Regions from separate parts of the Homo sapiens genome. Here regions 2 and 3 are each linked to region 1. Evidence: read pairs that join two places in POLR2A ChIA-PET (ENCODE). Cell type or tissue: MCF 10A. All regions are shown on one strand.

Evidence for each region. ChIA-PET counts read pairs that join two places held together with the same protein. Peaks named below come from ENCODE experiments on the same cell type or tissue, not always from the same donor. Only the 100,000 strongest peaks of a DNase experiment are listed, where the experiment ranks them.
Region 2: POLR2A ChIA-PET joins it to region 1 with 72 read pairs; 26 of 35 experiments call an interaction of 5 or more read pairs at or near these places.
Region 3: POLR2A ChIA-PET joins it to region 1 with 44 read pairs; 15 of 35 experiments call an interaction of 5 or more read pairs at or near these places.

The regions. Positions count from the first base shown.
Region 1 is chr6:30,884,838-30,887,337 of GRCh38, forward strand. The region is part of intron 1 of DDR1 (discoidin domain receptor tyrosine kinase 1); the gene reads left to right. Among named protein-coding and RNA genes, the nearest start is that of DDR1, 1.6 kb to the left of the region's middle. RefSeq lists enhancers at 60-567, 1,583-2,089. In MCF 10A, no CTCF peak of the experiment used is centred here; DNase peaks (open chromatin) are centred at 154, 464, 914 and 1,384.
Region 2 is chr6:30,819,081-30,821,580 of GRCh38, forward strand. All of the region lies in intron 1 of LINC00243 (long intergenic non-protein coding RNA 243), which reads right to left. Among named protein-coding and RNA genes, the nearest start is that of LINC00243, 10 kb to the right of the region's middle. In MCF 10A, no CTCF peak of the experiment used is centred here; DNase peaks (open chromatin) are centred at 421 and 1,331.
Region 3 is chr6:30,751,134-30,753,633 of GRCh38, forward strand. It overlaps the pseudogene RN7SL353P. Among named protein-coding and RNA genes, the nearest start is that of IER3, 7.8 kb to the left of the region's middle. In MCF 10A, no CTCF peak of the experiment used is centred here; a DNase peak (open chromatin) is centred at 1,438.

The DNA.
Region 1 (2,500 bases):
TCTTCTAAGCCTCCCTGCCCGCCTCCCCGATGCTCTGGCATACCGTCTGAAAACCGGGGGCGGGGACTGGGTGGAGGTGAAGCCCGTGACCTCCCAGAAAGAGTTTTGAGCCTCCAGCCTTGAGGCAAGTCCCCTCTCACTCAGTGCGGAGGAACTGAGCCCCGGGAGGAGGTGCTCCTGTGCAGCCCCACTGAGTCAGCTCATCTATCGCCTGCCCTCCACCTGGCCAGTCCCTGCGGGCATCTAACTGCTAAGCCTCCGCTCAGCCAACACCCAGTTGGTCAGTCTGGTCACAGTCCAGCAAAAAGAGGGACTGCCACTCTAACCCACCAGTGACACCACTCTTCCCGGCTGGATGGTCAATTAGCTCTGGCATGAGAGAATGTCACTGCCGGTGAGCGCCAGCTTCAGGGTCCCACCCCCCCATGCCTGGCTCTTGGCTGAACATTTCTTCCCAGCGCTTCCAGCAGCCAGAGGCAGGCGCCCAAGCTCGCTGGCTGTTGCTGAGGGCCTGTAGGTGTGTCCAGGACTGAGTGGTGTGGTGGAGACAGGTGAAAGGGGAGTGAGTGGAAAGGCAGGGAAAGGCTGTTGTCCTTATTGCCACTCTTCCCACCCAGCGCCCACCTGTTCCCTGCCCCCTCGACGTCCCTCTGGCTTGGTCACCCATGTGTGTTAGAGGCTGGGCCCCAGTTCTCTGGGGATCCTGTGCCCAAGGGCCCGGGTGTGTGTGTCTCATGCTGTCTTTTGGTCACAGGAGCATGTGGTGTCTGTCATTTCATGTTCACAGGTGTCTGAAGGTGGCTATTCACTGAGCGATGGGGTTGGACTTGAAGGAATGCCAAGGTGTGGACGGGTTGATGTATGCATGAGCTTCTGTGTTTGCTCTGTCTCAGAAACTCTGTGAGGGTTGTCAGGGACACTGAGAGGTGGGTGTGTGCATGCCACATTTAGCCTCGCTGTTTACAGCCAGTTCAGTAAGTTTGTGTGTTTCACCGTGTGTGTGTGTACAGAGCTGTGTGGGTGTTGTCTGAGTGGGACTTGGGGGTTGGGAGAGGAGCGTGAAGGGCTTGAGGCAGGGTGGCCTGGCCCCTGGTTTGTCTTTGGTTGTAATGGAGTGGAAGGGGGTGGGATTGGGGAAGGTCTTCTGGGCTTGTCCTCTCTTGCCCTCTGGGTCTCTGACTGTGGACTGAAGACCCAGTGGAGAGAGATGAGGTGACTGGGGGTGTTGGAGAACAGACAGCCCAGACGTCTCTGTGCTTCTCCGTGTTCCTCTGCTTGGCTCTGTGCCCCGTGTTTCTGAGCCTGCTCTATTTACCTCTTGCATTGTGGCTCTCGCTCTGTCTCCGCCTGCCTCGTATCCTCTGCCTGCCTTTGTATCTCTGCCCCGGGCTCCTCTCGGCTCTGTGTGGCTCTGATGACTCATCTGGGATAGGCATGAAGGTTACTTAGGGGAACAAGAGCCCCGCTGTTCCCGAGAGAGGTGGGGTTGGAGAGCGGCACCCAGGAATTCCAAGCCAGTCTCCTGGGACTCTGGCAGCCTGCTCCCCGGCGCTGGACCCTAAGGGACCAGGCGTGATGCCTTCTGGTTCTAGCCTCTGAGTGCCCCCCACAACTCAGTCGTCCCCCTCAGCTGCTGCTTCAGAGCTCTGGGGTCTCAGCTGCCTCTTACATTCCTGCCCTAGTGCATTGTGGGAGCAGCTGGAGGAGGACAAAGGGATGGGGGAGTATCCCCCACTCCTCCTACCTCCTGGGGTGACCTGCCTTCCTTGTCTTTAGACCCGCCCTCGTCTCCAAGGCAACTCAGCCTTTCCTCAGTCCCTCAGAGGCAGCCACCTTCTGGAAGTGGGAACTGGGGGGACTGGATGTCTGGGTCTCAGGAAGGCAGAGCAGGGATAACTGGGCCCAAGATGCCCTGAACCTGATAAGAGGTGGCAGTCGAGTCCCTCAGGACTCCAGGGCCTGGAGACTTCAGTACAGGGCTCTGAGACCAGTACAGGTTAGGATAGCTTTTCCTGCAGCAGGGGAGGGGAGAGTAGTTACTTGGGTTTGTAAGGAGATGCCATTTAGAATAGTTTTATGTGGGGTAAGCTTCCTGGGCCTGAGGAACAGAGTAGGGATTTTCAAACTTTAATGGGCACAGGTCACCTGGGAATTGTGTTAAAAGGCAGATTTTGATTGAGCAGGTCAAGGGTGAGCCTGAGATTCTGATTTCTTCCATGCTTCCAGGTATTGCTGATGGTCCAGGGACCACCCTGGGCCTAGAGGGCTATAGGGGACAGTAAGACTAGAAGGTGCTGGGGTCCCCTCTGCCCTTCTCTTAGAATTCTGGACTCCTATGTGGGAGGGCAGCAGGGTGAGCTGGTCCAGGCTTATCTGATGTTTAATTCTATCATATCCTCAACAAGGAATTGCCCAACCTTTCCTGGGACATATTTATTTTTTAAAAGTCAAAATGATTTTCATATTCTTTTACATATCTTATGATTTTACATAAATGCAT
Region 2 (2,500 bases), 66 kb before region 1:
TGGAGTCTCGCTCTGTCGCTAGGCCGGAGTGCAGTGGCGCAATCTTGGCTCACTGCAACCTCCGTCTCCCGGGTTCAAGCGATTCTCCTGCCTCAGCCTCCCGAGTAGCTGGGACTACAGACATGCGCCACCACGCCCGGCTAAATTTTTGTGTTTTAATAGAGACGGGGTTTCACCCTGTTGGCCAGGCTGGTCTCAATCTCCTGACCTCGTGATCCGCCCGCCTCGGCCTCCCAAAGTACTGGGATTACAGGCGTGAGCCACCGTGCCCAGCCCAGATAACTCTTTTCTTCAGATTTTCTTTACAGATTCTTCAAGCTGTAAAATAAATGAATACCATCTCTCATCACCTATACCTAGGAAGTGCTGAGTAACTCTTTCCTGTGGACCCACTGAGTCAGAGGTTCACATCTGGTTGGGCAAGTAGTGGGTGTGATCAGTGATGAATATTCTTTGGTTTCAGCACCAGCATCAGCTATTTATATGTCAGTGATGCAAATCTCCATATGCAGAGTCCTTGATACTGTTCGGAGTGCTTCCATACCCATGCCCAAACTGGACCCAGCGGGGGTGGCTGCCGAGAAAAGAAACTTGACAGAGCAGGTTCAAAGGGTCCCTGGTTTCTTGCACTGGAAGAATTAGGGTGGGAACACAGTGGGAGAAGAGAGGTGGAATGTCACAGTTCTGACAGCCCTTAGCATGGAGATAGCCAGCAGCCAATTAGATATGGGAATCGGAAGCCTAGCAGAGAGGATAGCTGGAGAGTACATTTCAAAGTCACTGCCATATAAACAGGAATTAAAACCCTGATAGTGGGTGGGATCGCCTGGGAGAGTACGGAGGAAGAGGAGGATGGATTCAGAATGGAGTCCCAGTGCTTGGGTAGTGCATGGAGGACAGGACCCCTGAACAGGCCGGCAAAGTGTGGGTAGAGAGGTCAAGGAGAGAGAGGAGAAGTTACTGTAGAAATCGATAACTTCAACAAATGAGAGAGAGGTCAGCTGTAAGGTAAGAACCAAGAAGGGCCCACTGGATTTGGCGTGGAGCAAAGGGATGGAGTGAGTGGAGTAAAAGCGAAGATGGAAGGTGGATTTCAGTGGTGCCAGAGGGGAATGGTAGTAAGGAGAGCGTAGTGGACATGGAGATGTGCTGCTCAGATCTCCCCCAAGGAAGGACTTGTTGCCCAGCTATGGGAGAGCAGTCAGCAGACAGCCTCCAGCCATCAGCTCCTTCAGGGTCCCCTGGCTGCAAAGAGCTGCCTGGTCCCTCTTCCTGGTCACACCCTTTCTCCTGGCAGCTCCATGTGGTGACTAAGCAGGGCTGGATATAAATGTCTGGCTCTTTCAGTTCAACTTGCTTTGCTTTGATAGACAATACTGCCCCAAGCTCTCTGCAGAGTTATGAGAGGTGTGGTTGGGCCTGCAGCTCAGTTTAACTTCTCCCTCTGCCCACTCCTGCTTCCTTGCCCTTATTCACAGGTGTTAATACCTAATTAACATCTTGCATCCCAACTTTATCTCAGTATCTGTTTCCAGAGAACATGGTCTCCAACAGAATCATGGGAACAAGTCTTCTGAAGAGTTTGAGAGCAGGAGTCGAGGGACGGGAAGGAGGTGTTAAAAAATTAGTAGGGAATGGTGACACGCCTATAGTCCTAGCTATTGGGAGGCTAAGGTGAAAGGATCACTTGAGCTTAGGGGTGACTATACTCAGCTCTTCTCGGGGCTCACGAAACACTTTACAAAACATCTTTCTGTATCTCATTTGAGGGTTTTTGCCTACAGTCATTGCCAAGGCCACTTATCTGTAGTTTTCTTTTCTTTTTTATTTTTGAGACAGAGTCTCGCTTTGTCACCCAGGCTGGAGTACAGTGGCCTGATCTTGGCTCACTGCAAGCCTTGACTTCCTGGGCTCAAGTGATCCTCCTGCCTCAGTCCCCCAAGTAGCTGGGACTACAGGTGTGCACCACCACACCTGGCTAATTTTTTTTTTTTTCTTGAGATGGAGTTTTTGCTCTTGTTGCCCAGGCTGGAGTGTGATGGCACGATCTCGGCTCACTGCAGACTCCACCATCCAGGTTCAAGCAATTCTCCTGCCTCAGCCTCCCGAGTAGCTGGGATTACAGGCATGCGCCACCACACCTGGCTAATTTTGTATTTTTAGTAGAGACAGGGTTTCTCCATGTTGGTCAGGCTGGTCTCGAACTGCTGACCTCAGGTGATATGCCTGCCGCGGCCTCCCAAAGTGTTGGGATTACAGGCGTGAGCCACCGTGCCCAGCTAATTTTTGTATTTTTTGTAGAGATGGGGTTTTGCCCAGGCTCATCTCAAACTCCTGAACTCAAGTAATCCACCTGCCTCAGCCTCCCAAAGTGCTAGGATTACAGGCGTGAGCCCCCACACCTGGCCTGATCTGTGCTTTTCAACATTCATCTTTTTTTCCATCTTTGGGAATCAGAGCCACACAATCTCCAACTTCTAATACCTTTCTGCCTCTTTGT
Region 3 (2,500 bases), 130 kb before region 1:
AGATTGCACCACTGCACTCCAGCCTGGGCGACGAGAGTGAAACTCCGTCTTAAAAAAAAAGAAAGTCTTACTCTGTCGTCCAGGCTGGAGTGCAGTGGCACAATCTCGGCTCACTGCAACCTCTGCCTCCCGGGTTCAGGCGATTCTCCTGCTTCAGCCTCCCGAGTAGCGCATGCCACCATGCCCGGCTAATTTTTGTATTTTTGGTAGAGATAAGGTTTCACCATGTTGGCCAGGCTGGTCTGGAAAACTCCTGACCTCACGTGATCCGCCCCCTCGGCCTCCCAAAGTGCTGGGATTACGGGCGTGAGCCACCACACCCAGCAAAAAAAAAAATTTGTTTTTACTCACCACTATACTGACAAGGAACAGGTGATTTTAAACATCCCCTCCCACCTACATTTTAGCTGGAACAATTCTCCAGAGGCATGGGGGTAGAGTGGGGTGGTGAGTTCTAGGCAGCAAGTTAACAAATGACCCCTAAAGATATTCATCTAGGCTCTAGGAGGCCCAAAATCAGGCCCTGGCAGTTCCCCTGACGCAAAACCATGGCAAGAGTTCCGGGAGCACCAAGGCAAGGTCACAAAAGTGGCACGATGACCCTACCCTGGGATGCAGCTCAGCCTGACCCAGCCCAACTCAACCCAGCTACCCTGGAGGCTGCTATGAGCTGAGCCGGGAGCTGGGAAAGGGCCCAGCATTCCTGTCCTTCTGCCAAAGCCGGCTTCTTAGGACCCCAGTGTTGTGGCTCCTCCTTTGGTCTTGGTTTCTTTCCCACCAGATTATAACTCCACCAGAGTAGGACTTTATCTATCTTGTGTACTGCTCTATTTTCAGTGCCTAGAACTGTGCCTGTCAATCAATACAGGCTGCTGAAAAGGCTAGAAATACAGGATCGTTGATGTCATTACTGTTACAGTGCTGTTCCCGTGGGAAGCAGCCTGCATCTCTCTGTAGACAGCTCCAATGTCAGCCATTGGAGAATTTGATGGAGATTGAAGTCAAAACATAATCATAGGGGAAAAATGCACAACAAATAAAATATTTCCCCTTTTGTCCAGACTTTTCAGACACCCCGTATTTACTGGATGAGTTGATCTACAAAGTGAAAGGCATAAATTAAAGGCTCTCTAATGTTTCTCCTCCTCTGAAACCCCATGATTCAGCAGCGTCTCCCATGTGTGCTCAAAAGTTGGACGTGCCTCCAGCCTACCCTCCAAAGCAGTTGCCATAGGCTCTTTTCTTCCAAGGTTGGGAGGGACAGTTCATTCCCCAAGAGGCCTCTCCAGGGGCGGAGGCGGGTGCTGGGGCTGGCCTGTCTGCAGCTCCCTGGCCCTACCCAGTGGGGATCGCGTGTCAGTACTGGGGTTTGGTGGGCTGCCAAGGGGTGAGCCCTGAGGCGGTTTTCTGGGAAGGATAGATGCCATGTGTGACTCAGAACCAAGTTAGGGAAAAAACAAGCTCACTCAATCTCTAGCACCCTCTGCCTGGCCTGGCTTTGCCCATGAGCTCATAAAAGAGGAAGCTGGGCCGGCCAGACAGTAGCTCTGCTTTCCCTCATGTTTTCTCTCCACGTCTCACGGATTCCCTAGAGTGTCTGGGCCTCAGGCCACCGTCATCCTAGCTCCTGGGCCCTGGCTCTTTTATGACACTTTCCCTTCCCAGACACTTGGTCATTTCTTTCCCCAGGTTGGGAATCCCACCTACCATAGAAGGGGAATTGCACACAAGGGGAGGTTGCAAATCTCTGTGTTCCTTGGCCCTGCTGAGGCCTCCACTGTCAGCCATGACCATTTGGGTTTGTGCGTGTGACTGCTGTGTCTCTGACACAGACCAAGTGGTGCTGACCCTGGGAGCCTGAATTAATAGATTTCTTGAGAGCTGAGATTCTCTGGTTCAGGAAAGAAAAAGGGGGTACCAAATGACTGGGCAGCCGAGCCACCCTCAGGGCTGCAATATTCCAGTTGGGACCAACTTACCTAGTACTTTTGGCATTCAGAACAGTTCACTACCAAAAAGGCACATTTTATTTTAGTGAAAATGGGACAATCATGGGCCATAAAGAACCTTCCTAACTATTGTTCCTCCGGTTCACCTCCTATACCCCCCAGGGCTTTCTTGTTCAAAGACAGACTTGACCATGTCCATGCCTGCTTCAGTAAGTTCAGTGGCTCCAAACTCTCTGAGTTCCCAACCCAAATCCAGGCACCTTGCAGGCTTTCTCTTTCAACACCCCCATTGCTTCTTGATGTTGTGCATCTCTAATTTTGTCCTTTTTCTCACACATGCCAAACTCTTACCCATTGGACCCTATAACCGTTCTATTTCTTTTCCTTTTTCCTCCCTATTCTCCTGGGAAAAAACCACTCCTGAACCTGCCATCCAGAATTAGTTCATCTACATTGTATACAAATCTCTCAAAGCATCACACACACGATATTATAGTCATTTGTCTATCTTTTTGATTGCCAGGAGAGGCACGTGCCATTGAGATGCAGCC